2 separate regions of the Homo sapiens genome follow, and region 1 is linked to region 2. The links are chromatin loops, found by intact Hi-C in ENCODE. Cell type or tissue: gastrocnemius medialis. All regions are shown on one strand. Each heading gives the region's core, and the rest is flanking DNA. Links, peaks and the distances in the headings are about the cores only.

Region 1 (10,728 bases), core at 1,817-9,816, 180 kb after region 2:
AGTAGAGGAATAATTCTACCCTAAATTCTATCAAGCCATTTCAGAAGAGATTTTAAAAGCCATCACTCCTTTAGTAGCTCTGCAAAGCCAGTTTAATAAAAGTTCAGGCTCTTTCTATATAAATTCAAAGGCCTCATTACATAAATTATATAAGTCTCAAACCTAGCCAACCAGTTTTCCTTTGACAATGTCAGAATTGGACATAAGAAAGAGTCCTGTTTTCCTGTAACTTAAAATACTCAAAATCCTAGGCATTCTGAGTTTCTCCATGTACGTGAAACCGGGGTCGGCTTTCCAAACTACACAAGGCCCAACAAGAGTCCAGTGTGCAGATGTGCTTTTCTAAATTGGCAATACCCTTGAGGGAGCAAGGTTCCCACATGTTTATCAAGGACATGGAGCCCAGCTCCTAAGGGAGTGATGGGAGGAGCCGGCAGGACATGAACAGCCAGAGCCAGCAAAGAGCCGGGCTGCCTTTTCTGCTAGCTTCCTCTAGCTGGGAGGAAATAAAGGGTTCCCGTTGAGATATTGTCCTTTATAGCAAAATTAAGCAACTCATGGAATCTACACCCCTCTTTCTCTACAGAGCAGCTGAGACATACATGTAGAAGTTCTCAGTTCCCTCCTTCATATGGCTAAGGCACTACTTCTAGATGAAAACAGGATGTGTTCGGTTACAGAATAAAGATTTTCTAGAATCAGTGAGCCTCTTCTCACCTGGGACCCTCACTTGCTGTTGTTGCTTTGGTGCAATATTGTACAGGTGCAAACCAGGTTGCATCGGGGCAGATTAACTGAGCCTATGTGTCTCTTCCCTTCCCAAGCCCTGAAAATTCACATAGATTTACAGATAGTGCAAAACAACAAGTTTTCTCCTGGGAAAAGGCTGGAATCCTTCAAATTTCAATTTATATGAGCTTAAAGGTATATAAGTCATGGGGCTCACTGACATTAGGTATTCATGCTGTTTGAAAGAGAAATGTCTAAATGCCCGTTTTCAGTCTGTTTGTGTAGCTGAGCCCTAACTTGTACACAAGTTTTCTTGTTATGGAGCTAAATTCTCTCAGTGCCTGTATTACTCCTCAGTTATATGTTAGGCCGAGCTCCACTAAAGCCATCTGAACTCCAGGGCACTTGTTTTTATCAGGTTACTTACTCACCGGATAATGGAAATTGGCTTATTTTCAATTTTACAATTGACTGATGAATGTATTGGTGGTAATTGATTTATTTCTTCACTTTTTTTTGCTACTAAATGATTTTTTCTTTTTTAAAATTATTATTATTATTATTTTGAGATGGAGTCTCACTCTGTCGCCCAGGCTGGAGTGCAGTGGCGCCATCTCAGCTCACTGCAAGCTCTGCCTCCTGGGTTCATGCAATTCTCCTGCCTCAGCCTCCCGAGTAGCTGGGATTACAGGTGCGTGCCACCACGACCAGCTAATTTTTTTGTATTTTTAGTAGAGACAGGGTTTCATCATGTTAACCAGGATGGTCTCGATCTCCTGACCTCGTGATCCACCTGCCTGGGCCTCCCAAAGTGAGCCACTGTGCCTGGCCCAGTAAGTGCTTTTTTCTTTTGGTTTTTCCTTCTAACACTGCTCAGACCAAGACTTACATTTATAAAGAGCAAATATATTCTGACCTTTCCCCTCAAAGTTGTATTCCATCTAGAATCAAGGAAACAAATGCAAATTCATCATTTGGGGAAAGCAGACCTCTTGACAGTAATTCAAGTCCATGGCTATATGCTAACCCTTGCTACTCAAAGTGTGGTCCACAGACCAGCAGCGTTAGCATCATCTGTAAGCTTGTTAGAAATGCAGAATCTCAGGCCCCACATCAAACCTTCTTCATCAGAATTGGCCTTTTAACAAATCCCCAGGTGACCTGTATGCACCAGAAATATTGATAAGCACTGGCCTCACCTCACCGTAGTGATAACTAACCTCGTTAATAATTAGAGAATGAAGCTATCTCTTCCTTGAGTCTCATTTACAGAATTATTTGAAGATGTGAAGGTCCTGAATGATCATAAGGATTAAAAAAATGCATCTTTAAATTCCACTTGAGGTTATATAACTTGGATGGTCTACATCAAACATAATAAAGTCAATAAGAGATAGTCTTTTTCCGGTCTTACCTAAATAGCACTCCATATCCTTGAGCCACCTCAAAGCCCCCATTTTTAAGTTTTAGTCTTTTTTTTTTTAGACCAGACTAGCAAAGCCATCAGAATATCAGGTGGAACCTCAGGGCAGGTCCTCTGGAAGGCTACAGGAGTCTCTGCTTAGCATAGTACAGAAATTGTTGTGTTTCTCGATCCTTGTGTTCTTCCCTTGAGGAACTCAGCATCTCACCAGTAAGAACTCCCCTCCCCTAGAGGAAAATAGCAAGAGAAGTTAGTTTAACCATCTAGAAACATTGCTAATCTCCTTGAAAGCCAATTCTCTTACTCATTGCACCAACAAGAAACACTCCAAGGTGGGCAAGGAAAGACGTGAATTCTGATATTGGCGCCATAACTCGATATGTACCCAGAAACAGTTATGTTCTAAATTAATGGCTTTAACCTGTTCATTGTAAAAAGTGCCTTGGACTTCAATCTAAAGAGGTCAGTATAAATATGTATGTGTGTGTGTGACGTGTATGTAGGCAAATATTTACAGATTTATACATACATAGGTGCACACACATATACCCGCACATTCATATATAATATATACATACATATATAAATGCTTCATAATATATCATATTGCTATTCACAGCTCCATTTCTTTTGTCTGGTCCTATGTTTATTTGTTTAGTGAGACCTTTACATAGAGAGGTTCTATTCGGAACATTGATGTATTTTTTGTTTGTTTTTTACTTTTTATTAAAAAGGTAAAGGATATTAAAAAAAAAAAAAAAAGTCAAGTGCCTGAAGGTTTTGAATGGAGTTACGGTAAACTTTCTCAGGTCACCAAAGAGGAAACATTTTTCCTTTGGAAAACATTTTTCTGTTTCAGTGACTTTGTTTTCCCTTGGTGGTAATGCATAAATAAGAGTGGTTAAAGTGATTTTGTAAGTTTTATTTCAATCCATTTCTGTGGTTCCCATAAGGCAATAGCTAAAAATTTGTTCAGTCTAGTGCCCAGTTTTCTCCACACATCAGCATCAGAAGGGCCCGGTCTTCACATGCTCTGTGTGGTTTTGTTCGCGTTGTTACTGTGTTCCTTACTAAGGAAAGGCAAATGAAATTGCAGGGGCTGGAGCTTAGACCAGCTCCAAATATGGCTTCCTTTTGGTAACACACACAGAAGGTGGACTAGTGGGAAGTCTCTCTCCCTGAAGCAGGTGGGAACCTGTGTCTTAGAAGGCAGAGGAGTCCCAGTGAACTCTCCACAGCTCCATGGGCCCTGCCTGTCTACAGTTATACAACTGCCTGTATGAGTCAGCCTTTCTCTACCTTAGCCAAAGGTCTTCTCTTTCTGTGGTGTGACAGCTTGTAATGAACCAACTTGCTCTGGTTAGAAGTCCCTAGAGCTCCAGGAAGAGTCGCCAGGTTTCCATTGCTGTGCTCAAAGCTCAAGGACACATTATACTTCTTTAAACCAACTAAATCTCTCTAGCTCCCTGCCCCCATGGTGACACTTTCATAATAGGCAGGGCCAAGTCAGAGAGGTCATGCCCTGTATACAGTGTCAATCAGAAGAGACACTGCAAAATGTCAGAGGTGACCAGAAAGACAACAGATCTCTCCAGCTGTCCTCACAGCTGCAGGCACATTTGTGGAATTGTGAGTAGGAAGGCTTGGCAGCCAGGGGATGGGAAATGAATTTCCCCAAGTTGAAAACCCTGTACCCTTACTTTCCTTCCCATAAATTTTTCTGTAGTTCTAGGTAAATAATAATAATAATAAAAATGCAAATTAGGTGCTTTAGAAGGAGTATGTAATATCTGGGACTTTTTCTAAGTTGGTAGACCTAAAAAATGTTTTCAAAAATATATCTAGCTGCATTTCTACTGCTGTCATTCCTTAAAGCTCTTCCTCCAAAAACTCCATATGAATGAATACATTTACCAACTCAGTGATTACTAAATAATAGTACTTTATACTTATACACAGTAATACCTTTCATCTAAGGATCTCAAATGCCAATATATTAGTCATCACCCTGTAAGGTGGATGACATATTATTCCCATTATTCCAATGGGAAAATTGGGCCATAGAAAACTGAGGAGCAAATGACTCATCTACAGGAATTAAATGGAAAAAACAGGCTAGGATTTCTCAGCACACTTTAGGAGTGAATGAAAACTTACAGGCTTCAGTTCTACTGCTGGCCACCATTGGATTTGTAAGATCCAGGATGTGTATTGACCACATGTGTCCAGACCCAGGCTTAGGGCATCTGGAATGAGAGTGGTGGGCTGGTGTGTGGGTCTGAGGATCTGGATGGGAGACTGCATTTTCTTCTCTGTGCAAAATATGGAAGTGTGACCTTGAAGGTGGGCTTAGTCTATGGCCTTCCCCACTCCTGCTTGAACTGAAGCTGGAGAGAATGGGCATTTTTAAATGTTACGGCATATGCTAATATAATATTATGGCATTAAATAAAAACAAGAAGAGAACTGACTAAAACCAAAAAACCAAAAATGCAAGTGACTGATTTCCTTTAATTTTATCTTCTTCTTTCCCTACATGTATAGTTGTGAAAGCAAGATTTTTTAAAAGAGGAAATCTTAATTTAGATCGGAAACAGCGTCCCCTGGAAAAGGTTGCTTCTTTAAGCAAGGCCAGAACTGCCGTGGTTTTCATGGTAGTGTTGACTCAGGAGATTGGCCCCCCCAACATGGAGACACATGGAAGGCCTTAATACCAAACCCAGTTTTAACCACCCAGAGAGAGTGAGAGCCGCTCCTAAGGTGAATGGCTGTTCATCAACGAGAATATCTAGACACACTGATGTGTGATACGGCAAACTTGCAACTATGTTCAAGTAAAGTATCGGGCAGTTCCACACAGCACTCCTTCCATTTAGCTGAGCAGAGGGTCTCAGTAGACTCATCTCTGAAGCTTTTGAAAACCCCAAGCCAGGCTTCTCAACCCATGGAGACTCAGAAGCAGAGTATGGGTGACACCTGGGCATGTCCCTGAGGCACCACAGGTCGTTCTAAGGGGTGCCCCAAGTTGAGCACCACTGATCCAGAGCTTGCTGAAGTGAGGCCACCGGTGCCTAGTCTGGCACAGCCCTCCTCAGGATCTCTCCCCTCCCCCTAGTTGGTGAGGAGACGGGAAGAGAAGAGAGTAGGAGGGGGCAAGGTTTTTATAAAGATGGTGATTTACTCGAAGCTTGATTCCTTTTCATCTTGCCCTCATGTCTCTTCAGTCCTGGCCCCATGAGACTGTGCTGATCTGCATGCTGGCTCTACGTGTATTGGCAAACAATGCTGCCAGGTTACTCTTCCCTCACATGGTATTTCTCTGGCTGGCTGCTGCTTTCTCCTGGCACACAGTCTGTCTGGGTGTAATGTCTTTCTTTGGCCTTAGCTCTGGGTGAAGATTGAGGGAGGGCTATTCTGACATTTTTCACTAGACGAAAAAAGTTAAAATTAAACATAACACATTGTCCTTGCTAGCAGGTAACTCACTAAACCTAACGCACAAAAATTGGGTAACCTGCTATGTTATACGCATTGATCTTTTCCAAACTATATCTAACCACTAGATAAAATGTTGTCTCCTATTATAAAGAAAATTTGATCCATTATTACATCATGCATAACTGTGGAAGCTGGAAAAACAAGACATTAGAACTCAAAGGTGGGCCCAGTTTTCCAAAATGGACAATTCTGCTAATTCAGAATTCAGGAGACTCTGAGTAAGAACACCCCCTGCAGACCAACGGGAATAGGGCAATCTGAGGGAAAAAGAAATGTCACTTGGCATCCAGGAAAAGGCTCATCTGTATGGCTGTCAAAAACAAGGTGCTGGCACTGTATGCGGATGCAGATGAGAAGGCAGGCCATGCCTGTTAGAGACATTCATCTAGGTCATGGCCCTTGCCTTACACATAGGAGACAGAGATTCAAGAGAAGTGATTTGCCTGGAATCAAATGGAGAATTATGGGCAGAAAGTAAACTGGAACCTTTTCATGCCACATTGAGAATGCCTTCTGGGCTGATGTGGTAAATTGAGGCCTGCCCATAGCCTCTCCATGCTCTTTCTTGATTCATCCTCATAAAGTAGTTGGTTATCCATTTTGCAAATGTTTGCTAAGAAGAAAAGCCCCTGCTTCTCAACACACGCATACACCGCTAATGCATACACCGCATTAGCAATATCTCAAAGAAAACAAAGATATGCATATTGCGACTGGTTAAAATAATTCATAGTGCATTTTATATTCCAGAGGCATTGATCATTTTCAAAGTTATCTGCCTTTAGTTTAAAGAATTTACAGCTAATACTTGCAAAGCTACAAGAACCCCCACTGGTCAGGAAACATTAAATTCGATTATTAAAATGATGTGATTTTATATCCAGCATTACAGTGGATTATGCTAATGATGGTCAAGGTTATTAATCTTCATTGCCGTCACCACTGCAAATAATACATGAAGATTAGCCAAAATTAACTTAATCTGCTTGTAGCATGAATTTGAAATTTACACTTTATTTTTTCTGAGAACAAGTCACACTTAATAGCCTCTCTTAAAATGCATTCCTCCCCCCCGGAAAACCAAAGGTGGAAAACACGCATGCAATACCTGAGGGCGATTTCCTCTTCACCTAGGTAAAACGCTTTTCCAAACCTCTTCTGCTTCCTACTTTCAAACACTGGGGTATCACTTAAAAGCAATCAAGTACTTCTCAAGAAAGAATGCATACAGTAATGGGGCACCCACATCCCAGTCACTCATCAAGGGAAATGTCAGGTCTTCTGTAAGTGCCTGTAAGCTGTGATTCAATTGCCCTTTCTTAGAACACCCTCCTCACCTCCCACCTCTTGGAATGAGAAGGTAGATACATAACTCATCCTAAACTTCAGAATTTGGGAATCTTAACAAATTTACCCTTAGGATTTCCTACAGACTTTTTTCAATAATAACAATGCAATGTTTACTTGATTCACAAATTTGGGAACATAGGACCCTGTTTGGTGGCAGTTTAATTGAGAAAATGCTCGACGAGTATGGTCAGATCATCAATAAGAGGAACTGACATTCTCAGTTCTGTACTTGGAAATAAGATGTGAGAAAACTGTAGAGGACATTTATTCACTATCTCTAGAGCACCCATTCCCCAATTCTCTGCCAACAGCATGCAGAGTTTTCTTTAGTGAATTTGCCCTTCTCCCATCCCAACTATGCACTTGGGTGGGGTTAATACAACTTCCAGACCTCTGGTGGGCCATGGCAGGCTTAAGACAATCAGAGTACCTCATCACCCTAGCCAACGGATGGGCACAGGGCCCAAATCAGGCCAATGGGAGCAAGTGAACCCCAGAGCCCAGGGCTTGAGCCAGAGCAACCAGAAAAGACCCTCTACCCCAGGAGGGTGAGGTGCTGCTTGATCAGGAGCTGCTGCAACCCTTTTGTTTGATGAGGGGAGAGGGAGGAGTTGACAGAGGGCCACCATGTGGAACATGAGGATGAAGACCACCAAAGGCAGAGGGGAGAGGAGAGAAATGGGGACATTATGTGGCATAATAAGAAATATATTTTGGGTCTTTGTCCCTTGTTCCTGGCACAGAGCTCCTAAATCCCATGGGATTTCCTGGATGATAGGACCCACTTCTTGTTATAATGAGGTGACTCTTGCTGGGCTCCTGGATAGCTCCAAAATTGGAGCTGGTCACCAGAAAGACCAAGCTCTGATTAGAAACCTGGAACCTTCAGCCTAGCTAACATGGTGAAACCCCATCTCTACTAAAACTACAAAAATTAGCCGGGCATGGTGGTGCATGCCTGTAATCCCAGCTAGTCAGGAGGCCAAAGCAAAAGAATTGCTTGAACTCAGGAGGCGAAGGATGCAGTGAGCTAAGGTCGCACCACTGCACTCTAGCCTGGGCAACAGAGCGAGGCTCTATCTCAAAAAAAAAAAAAAAAAATTGATCATGCCTATGTGATGAAACCTCCATAAAAACCCTTAGACAAAAGAGTCTAGAGAACTTCCAGGTTGGTGAACACATCCATGTGCCAAGAGGGTGGCATACCCCAGCTCAATGGGATAGAAGCTTCTGTGCCTGGGACCCTTCTGGGTCTTGCCCTATATGCCTCTTCTCCTGGCTATTAATTTATATCCTTTAAAACAAATCCATAAACATAAGTAAAACATGTTCCTGAGTTCTGTGAGCCATTCTAGAAAATTGTTGAACCTGAGGAGGGAGTTGTGAGAACCCCTAATTTATAGCCAGTCAGTCAGGAGTATGAGAGGCCAGGACTTGTGACTGGCATCTGAAGTGGAGGGCAGACTTTGAGTCCTTCACCTACGGGGTCCGTGCTAACTCCAGATAGTTAGTGTCACAATTGAATTGAATTGTTGAACGCCTGTTCTTCTCTGGAGACTCAGAGAATTGGTCGTTGATGTTGGAGAACACCCCCCCTTGGTAATATCCTTGGAGCCACTGAATCTCCTAATTACCTGAACCAGTAACTTTGCTTTATATTGCAACCATTTGGAGATGAATTTTCTGTCATATCCAACATAAAGAGTCCTGGTGGAGAAGAACCAACCTCCTGGGCACACATCAAATCTCCCAGAGGAGTGACCAGAATGAGAATTAAAGAGAAATGCCATTTCAATAGTTCTGACATTTAAAAAGTTTAAAACACAAAAATTAAGTAGGATAACAAGAAAATGTGGAATGTCAAAATTGACTTTAGAGTGTACTTTGACCACTAAGTTAGCAGAGTGATGGAGAAAGAAAGAACCACAGCAAGAGATTCTGTTAAATGAACCAATGTGGTTTGGGGGAAAAAAAAAAAAAAGACTAAAGCAGAAAATGATCTATCAGTCAGGAAGGGGTGATGAGTGGAATAAAAGTGACCTAAGATCTTAGTATATGTCTTTATCTATTTTTTGCTGCTATAACAGAATACCTGAGACTGGGTAATTTATAATGAACAAAAATTTATTGGCACACAGTTCTGGAGACTAGGAAGTCCAAGATTGAGGGGTCAGCATCTTTTAAGGGCCTTCTTCCTCCATCATCCCATAGATGGAAGATGGAAGAGCAAGAGAGAGCACAAGAGTGAACTTGCAGCCTCAAGCTCTTTTAATAGTTGGCATTATTCCAGTCATGAGAGCTTTGCCATAATAACCTAAAATATCCCCGTAGACCCACCTCCCAACACTATTGCATTGGGGGTTAGGTTTCTACACATGCTTTTGGGGAGACACATTCAGACCGTAGTAGTATTGTTTGGAAGGAAGGTAAATATTGATAACTTCAGAGTTTGACCATTTAAATTACAATCAATAATATAATTAAAACAGAGCCTACAACTTTCAAACTAGTAGAGTTTGAAAAATAGAGAAAAAAAATCAATTCAAAAGAAGGTTAGAAAGGATGGGAAAACACGTAAAAGAACAAATTGGAAGGATGAAACAAAATGGTATAAATATATCCAAATATTTCGATAATCGCAATGAAAGTTATGGACTCCAGGCAAAAGAAAAAGATTGTCAGACCAAATGTTTTAAATTATTCAAATAAATGCTATTTACAAGAAACACATTTAAAGCATAGCATAAAGAAAAATTGAAAGTGTGAATTTTTAAAAGATTCAAGTATATTTTAATCAAAAAAATATGGGTATAGCTAATAAATACTGGGCGGTAGGGGGAGGCTTTAATGTAAAAAGCACTGAGTTCTCCAAGAAAAGATAACAATTTAAAGTATATAGAATACACTTAATAATATGGCCTTAAAATATATAAAGCAAACATTTACAGAACTACAACAAAACAGACAAACCTACAACCATAGCAGGAAAATTTAATACATCTTTCTGAGGAAGTAGTTGATCAAGTAGACAAAATAAAAATCTAAAAAGATATAGAAAAATTGAATGACATAATCAAATCTGTAGGATACACTTTTTCCTTGTACATTGAATATTAATGAAACTTGACCACATAATGGACACTAAAGCAAGTTCAACACATTTTTTTTTTTTTGAGACAGAGTCTTGCTCTGTCGCCCAGGCTGGAGTGCAGTGGCGCGATCTCGGCTCACTGAAAGCTGCGCCTCACCGGTTCACGCCATTCTTGCCTCAGCCTCCCGAGTAGCTGGGACTACAGGCGCCCACCACCACGCCCGGCTAATTTTTTGTATTTTTTAGTGGAGACAGGGTTTCACCATGTTAGCTAGGATGGTCTCAACCTCCTGACCTCGTGATCCCCCCTCCTCGGACTTCCAAAGTGCTGGGATTACAGGTGTGGGCCACCGTGCCGGCCAAGTTCAACACGTTTTAAAGGAATGGTACCATACAAACAAAATTCTCTGACTTCAGTGTAATATATACCAAAGTTCAGGCCGGGCGCAGTGGCTCACACCTGTAATCCCAGCACTTTGGGAAGTTGAGACAGGTGGATCACTTAAGGTCAGGAGTTTGAGACCAGCCTGGCCAACATGGTGAAACCCTGTGTCTACTAAAAATACAAAAATTAGCCAGGAGTGGTGGTGCCCACCTGTAATCCCAGCTACTAGGGAGGTTGAGGCAGGAGAATCGT
Region 2 (10,504 bases), core at 2,505-10,504:
ATCACCCGTATTGCCCATTAGGTTTCATGAAAGGCTTTGCTTCCCTGGTATGTGATAGAACAAATCTTTAATAAGATTTTTCCCCCAATTTTTCTAATGAAGTCGGTCGTGTGTGTCCTCTAGATAAGCTCACAATAAGGCCAGCAGGTTCCCATTTTGGTATGAGCCGGTGCCTCACCCCTTCTTATCTAAGCCACAAGGACACGGAGCTGGCACATGTCCTCAGAGTCCACACTGGGAGCTGCCCCGGGGACAAGAACCCCTACAAGTAGGAGCATTCAGACCTCTGGCTGGATTGGCGGATGTGGCCATGCAGTGCCTTCTGTCCAGGAGCCAATGGCACCCCCACTTCTGCCTTAAGCCCCCCGTGTGCCCACACTCCTCTGGTTACCATCTGCTTCAGAGGAAGTCAGGCCCCAGTCTAGCCAAGATGGTACTCCTCCTTCCTTTTCTTGGTGGTTGGTTTAGGTCTGAGCATTTAACCCCCCCTTTTTCATTTTTATTTTTTTTGAGACTGAGTCTTGCTCTGTCACCCAGGCTGGAGTGCAGTGGTGCGATCTCAGCTCACTGCAAACTCCGCCTCCTGGGTTCAAGTGGTTCTCCTCCCTCAGCCTCCCGAGAGTAGCTGGGATTACAGGTGCCCACCACCATACCCAGCTAATTTTTGTATTTTTAGTAGAGACGGGGTTTCAACATGTTGGCCATGCTGGTCTCGAACTCCTGACCTCAGGCAATCTGCCCGCCTTGGCCTTCCAAAATGCTGGGATTACAGGCATGAGGCACCATGCCCCAGCCTAACCCATTCTTTGACCAGTGAGATGCAAAGGAAAGTCTAGGGACTTCTGGGACAAATGTTCTCATTATTAAAGAGATCCACAGCAGGGGGCTTCCCTTCATTGCTGTTGCACTTGAAGGTTGGCAATGGGATGCCTCAGTGTGCCCTGGCTACCTTGTGATCAACCTGCTGAGGATGGCAGAGCAGAAAGTCAGGAAGAGCCAGTGCTCATGGTGACATGTGCTGCCAAGTTAATGACCCCGGGACTGTTCTACCTCTTGAGTTTTTAGTGTGTGAAATAACAAATTTCCTTGTTTTTAAACTCTCTTGAGGTTTTTTTTTTTTTTTGACTGGCAATTGAAAGCATATTAGTAGACACAGACAGGACCACAGAGGTCCAAGATGGGCCCCCATGTCTTCTGAGAGAGGTCTGAGCTCACTGAGAGAAGGGTAGGGTGGGGACAAGCCTTGGGATCGAAGGCCCTGCCTTGGAGCAGTTTGTCGTTCCATGCTATGACAAACCATGGGCAAGAAAACCTCTCTGAGCTGAAGTTTCCTTGGCTCAAAATGAGTATTGAGTGCATCACAGATGCTCAATAATCATCAGCTCTCTTCTCTTCAGGTATGCTTATCTTCCAGTTATTATTATTATTATTTTTTGAGACAGAGTCTCACTCTGTCGCCCAGGCTGGAGTGCAGTGGCATGATCTCGGCTCACTGCAAATTCCACCTCACAGGTTCAAGCAGTTCTCCTGCCTCAGCCTCCTGAGTAGCTGGGATTACAGGCGCCTACCACCATGCCCGGCTAATTTTTGTATTTTTAGTAGAGATGGGGTTTTACCACGTTGGCCAGGCTGGTCTGGAAGTCCTGACCTCAGGTGATCCACCTGCCTTGGCCTCCCAAAGTGCTGGGATTACAGGCATGAACCGCCACAACAGGCCTCTTCCAGTTACTTTTAATGGGACCAAGAGGTGCCAGGTACGGAGAGCTATTTAATGACATTTCAGTGCTGGGGAAATTTTACACAGAGACCATTCTAAGTCCTTTACCCACAGTTGCTCCAAGTACAAATCACGTCTCTAATGCCAGCACCAGTGTTGAGGGGGAGGCAAATACACCCAATTCTCAATTCTCCATGGTGATGAAGAATGTGGATAATTGAAAACAGCAGATAATCCCCGAACCTGCTTTGAGTCACTGACTTCCACCGCCTCCCCCATCATCACTTTTCTGGTGCAGCTGACAAAATGCCACATGCACGCACGTTTCTTCTCTCTCTTCTGGTGGATCACTTGGCAAAGCTGCTTATCCACTTCAAAACCGCCAAGTCTGGGGTGACAGGAGAAGCCAGGGGGCTGAACACCACCTCCCCAGCCAAGAACAGCCTGGAAGCTATACCACTGGGCTTGGCCTTGGAGTGGGTTCTGTCCATCCCTTAGGTTAGTTTGACTTTAATCCCTCCAAGCTCTTCAGGAGGTCAAAGACAAGAAGGCGCAGGATCCTGCAGGTGATAGTGAGCACCAGAGACACTGGGCTCCTGTCCTCAGATGGGCCCTGCCCAGGCCAGCCAGGGCGCAGCTAACTTCACGTGAGCCCAGAGCTCCTTCCTACATGCCACACATTCCTGGAAACCAGGGTGCCTCCCTCTCCCTTTCCTGAGCAATGGCTGGACTAAGGTTAATTGTATTCCTCGAATTTAAAGCTTTTAGAGTTCTGATCCAAGACCCCTTCTCGGTCCGTGAAACCCCTTCATATGAGAGGGATGAAAAGTGAGGAGAGAAGGAAATGAACCTTCATCAGGCACCTGCCTAGCACCATGCCAACCTCTTCACAACTACACTTCACAGGGAGAGCAGATCTTTTCAGCTAGAACTTGTCTAATCTGGAGTAGGAGATACTGGCTGCCTGCTTGTCTCTGGCAATCTGTTCTTCTGGACAATTTCTGCCTTGGTACCAGTACTACACAAATCAACTTCCTGCAGTCTCAGACCCAGGGTTCAGGTCTCTCAGGATTTCTTGCTATCTTGTCCTTTCTCTCTACGGCCAGAAGCTCGTTCGATCAGCTGAGATCCTTGGGTCTGAGGACACTGGATGACCCAAAACTTCTCCATTGGGCAAGGGGGAGTTGACAGCTTACTTGGCCCTAGTCAGGAGATGCAGAAGTGTGCGCCCTGCTGATCACAGTTAAAGCTCACACTGCTAGGAACTGCGGTAGTAAGATGTTAGGGGCTGCGAGGGCGGGCTCCCACCCTTTTTCCTTTTCCTTCTCTAGCCCTCCTGGTGGGCTCAGAAGCTTCTATAATGGAAGTAGCAAGAAGTAAGTAGGAAGCCACTGGCCTTTCTTACTCTCTGAGGCTCACATGTGCCAGTTCCTGGGGCTACCAGGAGGCTTAATCACTGGGTTTGCCGGAGGAGAAGATAGTGTGCTAAGAAAGGAGGATTAGCACTCGCCAGGTCTCCCAGGAGTTCCTGTGTTGGGCCACAGGGATTGCCACAGCAGCACTCTGTCATAAAATCGGCCCTGGGAACACAATTTCGGAAATAATCAGAGGAGGCGAGGTTTCTTAAATTGTAGGAAAAAGCTCCCTGGTTAGAATAATGGCTTCTATTTGGCATCCATTCTCTCTCAGATGTGCAGCCTCATCCATTCCCATTCTGAGGCGTGACTTTCAAACACCAGATGGGAAGAGAGCCAAGACGAGGGTGCTGGGCCTTGGAATCTGAAACTCAGTTATTTCATCCTGGGCAAGTCCCTAGGCCTCTCTGGGTCAGTTTTTCTTTGTAAATTGGGATGATAAAAACTGCCTCACTGAGAGAGACAGTGGTAGATTGAAGGATTTAGAGAAGCCTTCCATCCTGCCCTCCATCTCTCCCTTTCTCTTTATGTATAAATATATATATATGTGTCCACATGGATATACACATATACGTGTGTGTAGGTATCTATATGTATGTGTATGTATGTGTGTCTATATATACGTGTGTGTGTGTGTCTATATCTATCCCAAGGATCTCTGGGATGGAGGTGGGCTTCCCTAGTTCATTCACATTTCCTCCAGGGTTGATGCACGTGGCAGGGGGGATTCTCTGCTGGTGGTCAGGGTGGAGCAAATCTAACTTTGTCCTCCTCATGGCTATGCCCCAATGTCACCAGGCGTTAGGGTCTGCGTGAGACAAGCACAGCCTCCAGAAGGCAAACCCAGTGGCCACAGACATGTGGGGTGAATTGCAGGGCCTAGCGCACTTCCCTCTGTGCCCTCTCTATAAAGGTTTGTGTGGCCCTGCGGGCTCTGGAGGTGAGACCAACTTTGCTCTGCCCAGTAGCATGTGATCTTTGGTTTGGATGCTCCACATTGGACCTATGTCTGTGGCTGTGTAAAGTCTTGTGGCCTTGGTGACTTGGTCTGATGTGTAGGTGGGTAGGTGGGGTGTCACATGAATAGAGGTGACAATGCTCTGATTTCAAGGTGGGGAGCCCAACAGTGAAGGAAAAGTTCTGGTCTAATGGTGGGGACAGAACAGCAGTGACAGTGTCCTGATCCCCTGGAGAGGCTGCTCATGGAGGTGGTATGCCCTGGTCTCATGGCAGAGACCCTGGTAAGGAGCATGCTCTGTTTTCATGGTGGGGAGACTAGCAGTGGTGATAATGATCTGGTTTCCCAGTCGGGACAAACAAGGGGGCCTGTGTGGCAGTGGGGAGCCAGGGTGCTTCTGCCTCAAGGCAGCAGAGTGGCCAGGAATCCAGCTCAGAAAAGTCCTGGACCTGTGGTTCTCAAATTAGAGCAAAATGGCTGTCAAGGTCTTTCCTGCAGTCACTGCCCATGTACACAGCTGTGGCGCCTCTCCTCTCCCTCCTTTTCCACTCAGCATCCCACCTGAGAGACGCTGGCCACAGTGATTAGGTGTCCGATTTGATGGGGGGCCTGTTAAGACGCTATTGCTTTTCTAATTCTGGCTAAATCGACATTGGTTTTGTCAATCTACCTACATAGGTCAAGCTTGTTGCTTCCAATTTCAGGTGATTTCCATCTTGTCACTCTCTCTTTCCCTTCTCAGCCCATCTAATCCTTGGGTTCTCCAGCTGCCCAGTACTTCCTGTGCGGCAGCATCACTGCCTCTGAGGCTCGGCAATTAGAGACTTGGACTCCAGCAGGGAGGGCATCTTCGGATTATTACTGCGGAGGGAGAGCCCGACTGCGGTGTCCATAGCAACCCTCCGGCTGCCACCTTTCCCAGGAGCGAAGGGAGGCAAAACAAGGGCGGGAGGCAGGAGAGGGGCCTGGCCTTCTGCAGGATTCCTGTCAGAGGGCTGGGCACCCAGGTTGCAGCTCCTGACTGTGCCTGGTGGCTGTGCTGAGGGGAGAGGGGGCTTCTTCCCTCGTTTCACAGCAGCAACCGGGAGTGGAGCTGTGTTGGTGGATGCCCCATAGCAACCGAGAGATGATGGACCAGTTGAAGGGGACCATCGCGGAGGCCGGGCTCGAGTCCCGGCTTTGTGCCTGACTCACGAATGAGTACAGGCAAGTCCCCTCCCATCTCCGGAGGTCTTCTCTTGCTAATAGGGTGGTGGGCCTGGAGGCGCCTCTGGCATCCTGTCCAGCCCTCTCATTCAAAGGCTTTATGGTGCCCTCACCCGGGACAGACAACAGATGGTTTCTTCTTCCCCAATGGTGAAAAAACCCAAGGAAGCCTGGGAAATAAGAGCGACTTTTGCAAAATATTCACAGAAGTTGATTCTGGCACCAGATCCAGTCCCTGGGCCTCCATGGAAGGAAGCAGAAAGCTGAGGCCGGGGTTCAGATGCTGTCTGGGGGCTCCCTCGCATCTCCCAAGGTGCCTGGAGTGCGAAGCTATGTGCATACGCCACCAGCAGAGGCCGCCACACTCCTCACAAACCCGCCACAGGTTGCTCTGCCCCCATCCCCATGGGTGAGCACTGACCAGCTCGGACCGCAATCTCAGAGCCAGGGCGGGGCGGGGATCTGCTACTGGCCACCTGGGGTCCAGGGAGGGGCTGGCTCAGGGGGCTGTGGCCTCAACTGCCAGCCGGCCCTGCTCGTCCCTCACTGCCCTCCCTGTGGGAGAGACATCCATCCAGGCCCACGAGACACTGGCCGCCTTCTTCCCTGCTAGGAATCCATGGCTGCTCCGGTCTGGGCCCTCCCTTGGGCTGCTGCTCAGGTGCCTGTTCTGCATTTGGGAAACTGTTAGAGTTTTTTTTTTTTTAAATTATTATTATACTTTAAGTTTTAGGGTACATGTGTACAACGTGCAGGTTTGTTACATATGTATACATGTGCCATGTTGGTGTGCTGCACCCATTAATTCGTCATTTAGCATTAGGTATATCTCCTAATGGTATCTCTCCCCTCTCCCCGGAAACTGTTAGAGTTTTTATTTTCTGTGAGTCGTTTGAGACTGGGGCCAGGAAGCTGATTTATTCAGCAAATCTGAATTGAGAACATGCTCTATGACAGGCCCTGTTTTGGGCACTGGGGTTATAGCAGTGAATAAAATAGACGCAAATCCCACCCTGTGGAGCCAAGTCTCCAGTGGGGGTGGGTGTCATCACCTACACCACAGTGTGGGGCTGGGCAGGACACACGCACCCAGGATGGCAAGTGATGGCTCTCTCTACCGAGTCGGCCCCATGCAGACAGTGGACCTACCCAGACTCTGGGGCCGAGGCTTCCATGCTGAGCCCTTGTCAGTCAGGGGTCTGCACAGACCCCTCTCTTGTACTGGCCAGTGCACGTCGGCAGCACTTCACCGTGTGCAAAGTATGCACCTCCACTGGCTCCCTGTGAGCCCGGCAGGCATCTTGGTGACAGAATGTTGGCAACCTGTGCCCATTTCCCATGCCTTCTTTCCAGACACGGTATCAGCACCTTCCATTCGACCTTTGACTCCCTCAAGTAAATAAACGTTCCCATCCGGACTGACTCATCTGGTTAGAACAACAAGTTCCTACACCAAAGCCTCAGAGAAGGGGTCAGGAGACACATTTTAAAATGTATCTCAGTTTTCACAAGACAACTGTGCAGGAGGTGTGAACGATCCCAGTTTCACAGGCTCAGAGGGGCGCACCTTGCTCGTCATGGTCCCTGGCAGGAAAATGGCAACTCGGAATCAGATGGACCGATTCCCAGCCCAAGACTGCTCTGGTGCCTGGCCTGGCCTGGCCACTCCACTGTCTTCTCTCCATGTTAGGGCCATCCTGGCCTCTGCAGAGTTTTAGAAGCAGAATCACCAACCTTTGTCCAGACAGATCTCCATGGAGCTGCTCTTTTGAAACCTTTTCCCACTCCTGTTGTTAGAGGGGGTTTCATGGAGGACCTGGGTGGGAGTGGTGGGCAGGAGGGATACTTTCTCTGGAAAGCAATGAAGTTCAGTAGCAGAGGCTGAGTGGAGAGGTTGTGACCTCTCAGAGCGCATAGACCTGTGTGGCTCATGGCTTGGACTCTCCCCTCCCACTGTGAACAAGAGCAGGCCAGTTAACCTTCTCTGAAATTTGACTCAGTTTCTTCATCTATAGAATGGGCATACTAACTTTACTCCCTGGCGTGTTGGAACCATGAATGCCCACAGTTGGCCCTCAGTAAATGCTCCAAGTGTAGGGAGTCAGGCCGTATGTCCCCTTTACCTTGACACTCAGATGATGCAAAAGAGCTCCAGTTTTTCTTTAGCAAAGCAGAGTATGGGGAGGAGCCTGTGTGAAGCTGAAGACTCCTTGGCACCCATAGGTGGCTGAGAGTTGTTGGTGCGTGGCCAGGGGACAGGTGACATGCTGTAGTCCTACCTTGCTCCTCAGATCATGGCTTGCAGGGGCAGGGGTTAGGTGGGCATTCATTATAAGAGGCTTCACCCAGGGTCTAGACATCCAGGGACTCTCAGGAAAGAAGTGTGGACAGAAGGCCTACACTTACCAGTTGGCATTCCTGGTGGCCAGCCGGGCAAGTAAGGGGCAAGTAATGTGTCCTGGGTCAAAGTGCCCAAACTCTCAGTCAGGCTAAACTCACTCACCCTCTTACCTGCTTATGTATTCAACACACAATTTGGGTGCAGCGTGAAGTGCAGTGTTTTGTGTGTGTGTGTGTTTTCCAATTTATACCATAAGCTCCTGTCACCAAGGAGCTTATGGTGTCAATTAAAATCAGGGAAATTAGCCAGGCGTGGTGGCGGGCGCCTGCAATCCCAGCTGCCCGGGAGGCTGAGGCATGAGAATCGCTTGAACCTGGGAGGCGGAGGTTGCAGTGAGCCAAGACTGAGATCGCGTCACTGCACTCCAGCCTGGGCAACAGATTCTCTCTCTCTCTCTCTGTATATATATATGATAAAATCAGGGGAGAGAAGACATATATCTATAGACAACACCAGTACAAAGCAAGAGGTGAACAGTGTCCCCAGAGAGATACAATAAAGTGCCAAGGGAATTCGGAAGAGGGAGATAATGTCAAATTGAGGGAGGAGAGGAGGGGAGGTCAGGGAAAGCTCTGGGCAGGGGTGGCACTTGTGCTGCTCCCTAAATTCTCACAGGACAGGACACAGAGCAAGAGGTGGGCTGGAAGGGCTTTCCAGGCAGAATGGATGGGAAAGAGCACAGACAGACCCAGGTTCAAATCCATGCCTAACTGGTGACCTTGAGCAAACTACTGAAACCTTTCTAAACTCTAGTTCATGGGAGTAAGAGTGGCAACGATGAGGCAATAGAACCTCCCCAGCCAGCCTTCCAGGGCTGCCAAGAGTTGCAAATGAAATATTTTACATAAAAGCAGTTGGAAAACTATAAAGTGCTCTGCAAACACAGGATTTGTTTTTATTATTGGAGCATTAATTAATCCAGTAATGAAGCTCCTAGATAAGAACACAGTAATGACTGAACCCACATGGGCTAATGAGCTGTTCAGCCTAAAGCTGTCCAACCATTCAGAGTCTGAGAAAGGGGGTGGTTAATCTTTATGACCCTATCCTTACCAGGTTAAGGGTATCCCTCCAACACCACTGGCTTTTCTAGAAAACCTGCCATTATCTGTCATTTGTGTCTAAACTCCCTCCATCCATCCATCCATCATCCATACATCCATACATCCACCCATCTATCCTCCCATTCATCCGTCCGTTCATCCATCCATCCATCCACCCACCTATCCACCCATCCACACGTCCATCTGTCCATCCATCCTACTATCCATCTGTCTAATAAATCTTTTTTTTTTTTTGTGATGGAGTCTTGCTCTGTTGCCTAGGCTGGAGTGCAGTGGTATGGTCTTGGCTCATTGCAACCTCCGCCTCCTGGGTTCAAGCAATTCTCCTGCCTCAGCCTCCTGAGTAGCTGGGATTACAGGCGCTCGCCACCACGCCCAGCTAATTTTTGTATGTTTTTTTTTAGTAGAGACGGGGTTTCACCATGTTGGCCAGGCTGGTCTTGAACTCTTGACCTTGTGATCGGCCTCCCAAAGTGCTGGGATTACAGGCGTGAGCCACCAGGTCCGACCAATAAATCTTTAATGAGTAATTCATAGCCAGGCACCGTGATCAGTGTTGGGGATACTGAAAAAATTTAGAGCCCTTTTATGCAGGTCACAGCCTGTGGGAAAGACAGCCATATAAACCATGAACCACTACTTTTCTTAAACCTATTTTCAGTTAGTTCTACCTTTTGGGGATAACAAGGTCTACAGACAATAGATTATGGAATTTTAAAGCTGAGTGATCTTAGAAATCATCTTTTTTATCTCACTATTTTACGGATGAGGAAATTGTGTTTATGATTTGTTGTGAAAAGTACTGTGACTTTCCCTTACTTGCCTTCAAATGACCTCATCCAGGTTTCAAGTTTAGTCAGTTCGATTAATCTTTACTAAGCATCTATTGTAAGCGGCTCTTCGGAAGAGCTGCAGTACAGCTGTGAAGAAGACATCATCCCTGCCCTCAAGGAGGTCATGGTCTATGGGCAAAGGACACATATGGAGATAACAGCTGTGTTGCTCCGTAGAGGCCCTGTTAGCACAGGGCACTGAAAATACAGAAGGAGCTCCTGATTTGGGTTTGGGGAGTTCAGGGGAAGCTTCTCAGAAAGAAGACCTTTGAGCCATGTCTTGAAAGGCAAAGAGAAATGTGTTAGATGGAAATCTGGGGGAAGGGCATGCCAGGCAGAGGGCATGGAGATGTGAAATAGCATGACTTACGGGAGAGCTACAATAGGTCGGTGATGCTGGGGCTTAAGGAGGAAGGTGGTGAGGAATGAGCCTGGAAAGGAGGGCAGAAACCGAGTGCCAGTACACTTGATGTGGAGCCAGTATGGCCAAAGGCCACCCCTACTTTCCTTGTCTGCTCTTCCTGTCTCTCTGAGGTAAGAAGCTCCTCCACACCCCCGTTTGCAGACTAAAGAGGCCTAATTTGTCAGCCTGTCATCTTAGGGCAGCATAAGGAGTTGCTCCCCATTCCTTAAGGTGTGGCTTAAGTCCCACCACCTCCAGGAAGCCACCCTTGACAACCCTCTGCCTTCAATGAACTCTACTGTCTCGCCCACACTTTGGGATCTGCATTGCTGTTTTTTGTCACCCCATGTAAGTATAACTTGTCTCTACAGTGAGACTTTAAGTTCCTGAGGGTTGGGTGTGTGAGTCACATGGTAATGTTTAATAAACACCAGTAAGAATGAATCCTTTAAATTTGGGTTTCAGGACATATGGCGAGGGTTTGTCAAAAGGTTGGACAGGCCTGGG

The links. Peaks named below come from ENCODE experiments on the same cell type or tissue, not always from the same donor. Only the 100,000 strongest peaks of a DNase experiment are listed, where the experiment ranks them.
Region 1: a loop joins it to region 2, with 2.6 times the contacts of the local background. A loop is called at or near these places in 3 of 110 quality-filtered maps.

The regions. Positions count from the first base shown.
Region 1 is chr1:154,691,370-154,702,097 of GRCh38, reverse strand. KCNN3 (potassium calcium-activated channel subfamily N member 3) reads left to right here. Exons shown (of 8, transcript NM_002249.6): 8 at 1-4,643. Among named protein-coding and RNA genes, the nearest start is that of ADAR, 89 kb to the right of the region's middle. In gastrocnemius medialis, for the core only: no CTCF peak of the experiment used is centred there; DNase peaks (open chromatin) are centred at 3,457 and 5,457; H3K27ac peaks cover 2,526 bases.
Region 2 is chr1:154,873,817-154,884,320 of GRCh38, reverse strand. No RefSeq gene overlaps it. Among named protein-coding and RNA genes, the nearest start is that of KCNN3, 8.8 kb to the right of the region's middle. RefSeq lists enhancers at 5,391-5,440, 5,240-5,824, 6,410-6,995. In gastrocnemius medialis, for the core only: CTCF peaks have their summits at 5,444 and 5,644 (motif pointing right); a DNase peak (open chromatin) is centred at 5,660; H3K27ac peaks cover 1,639 bases.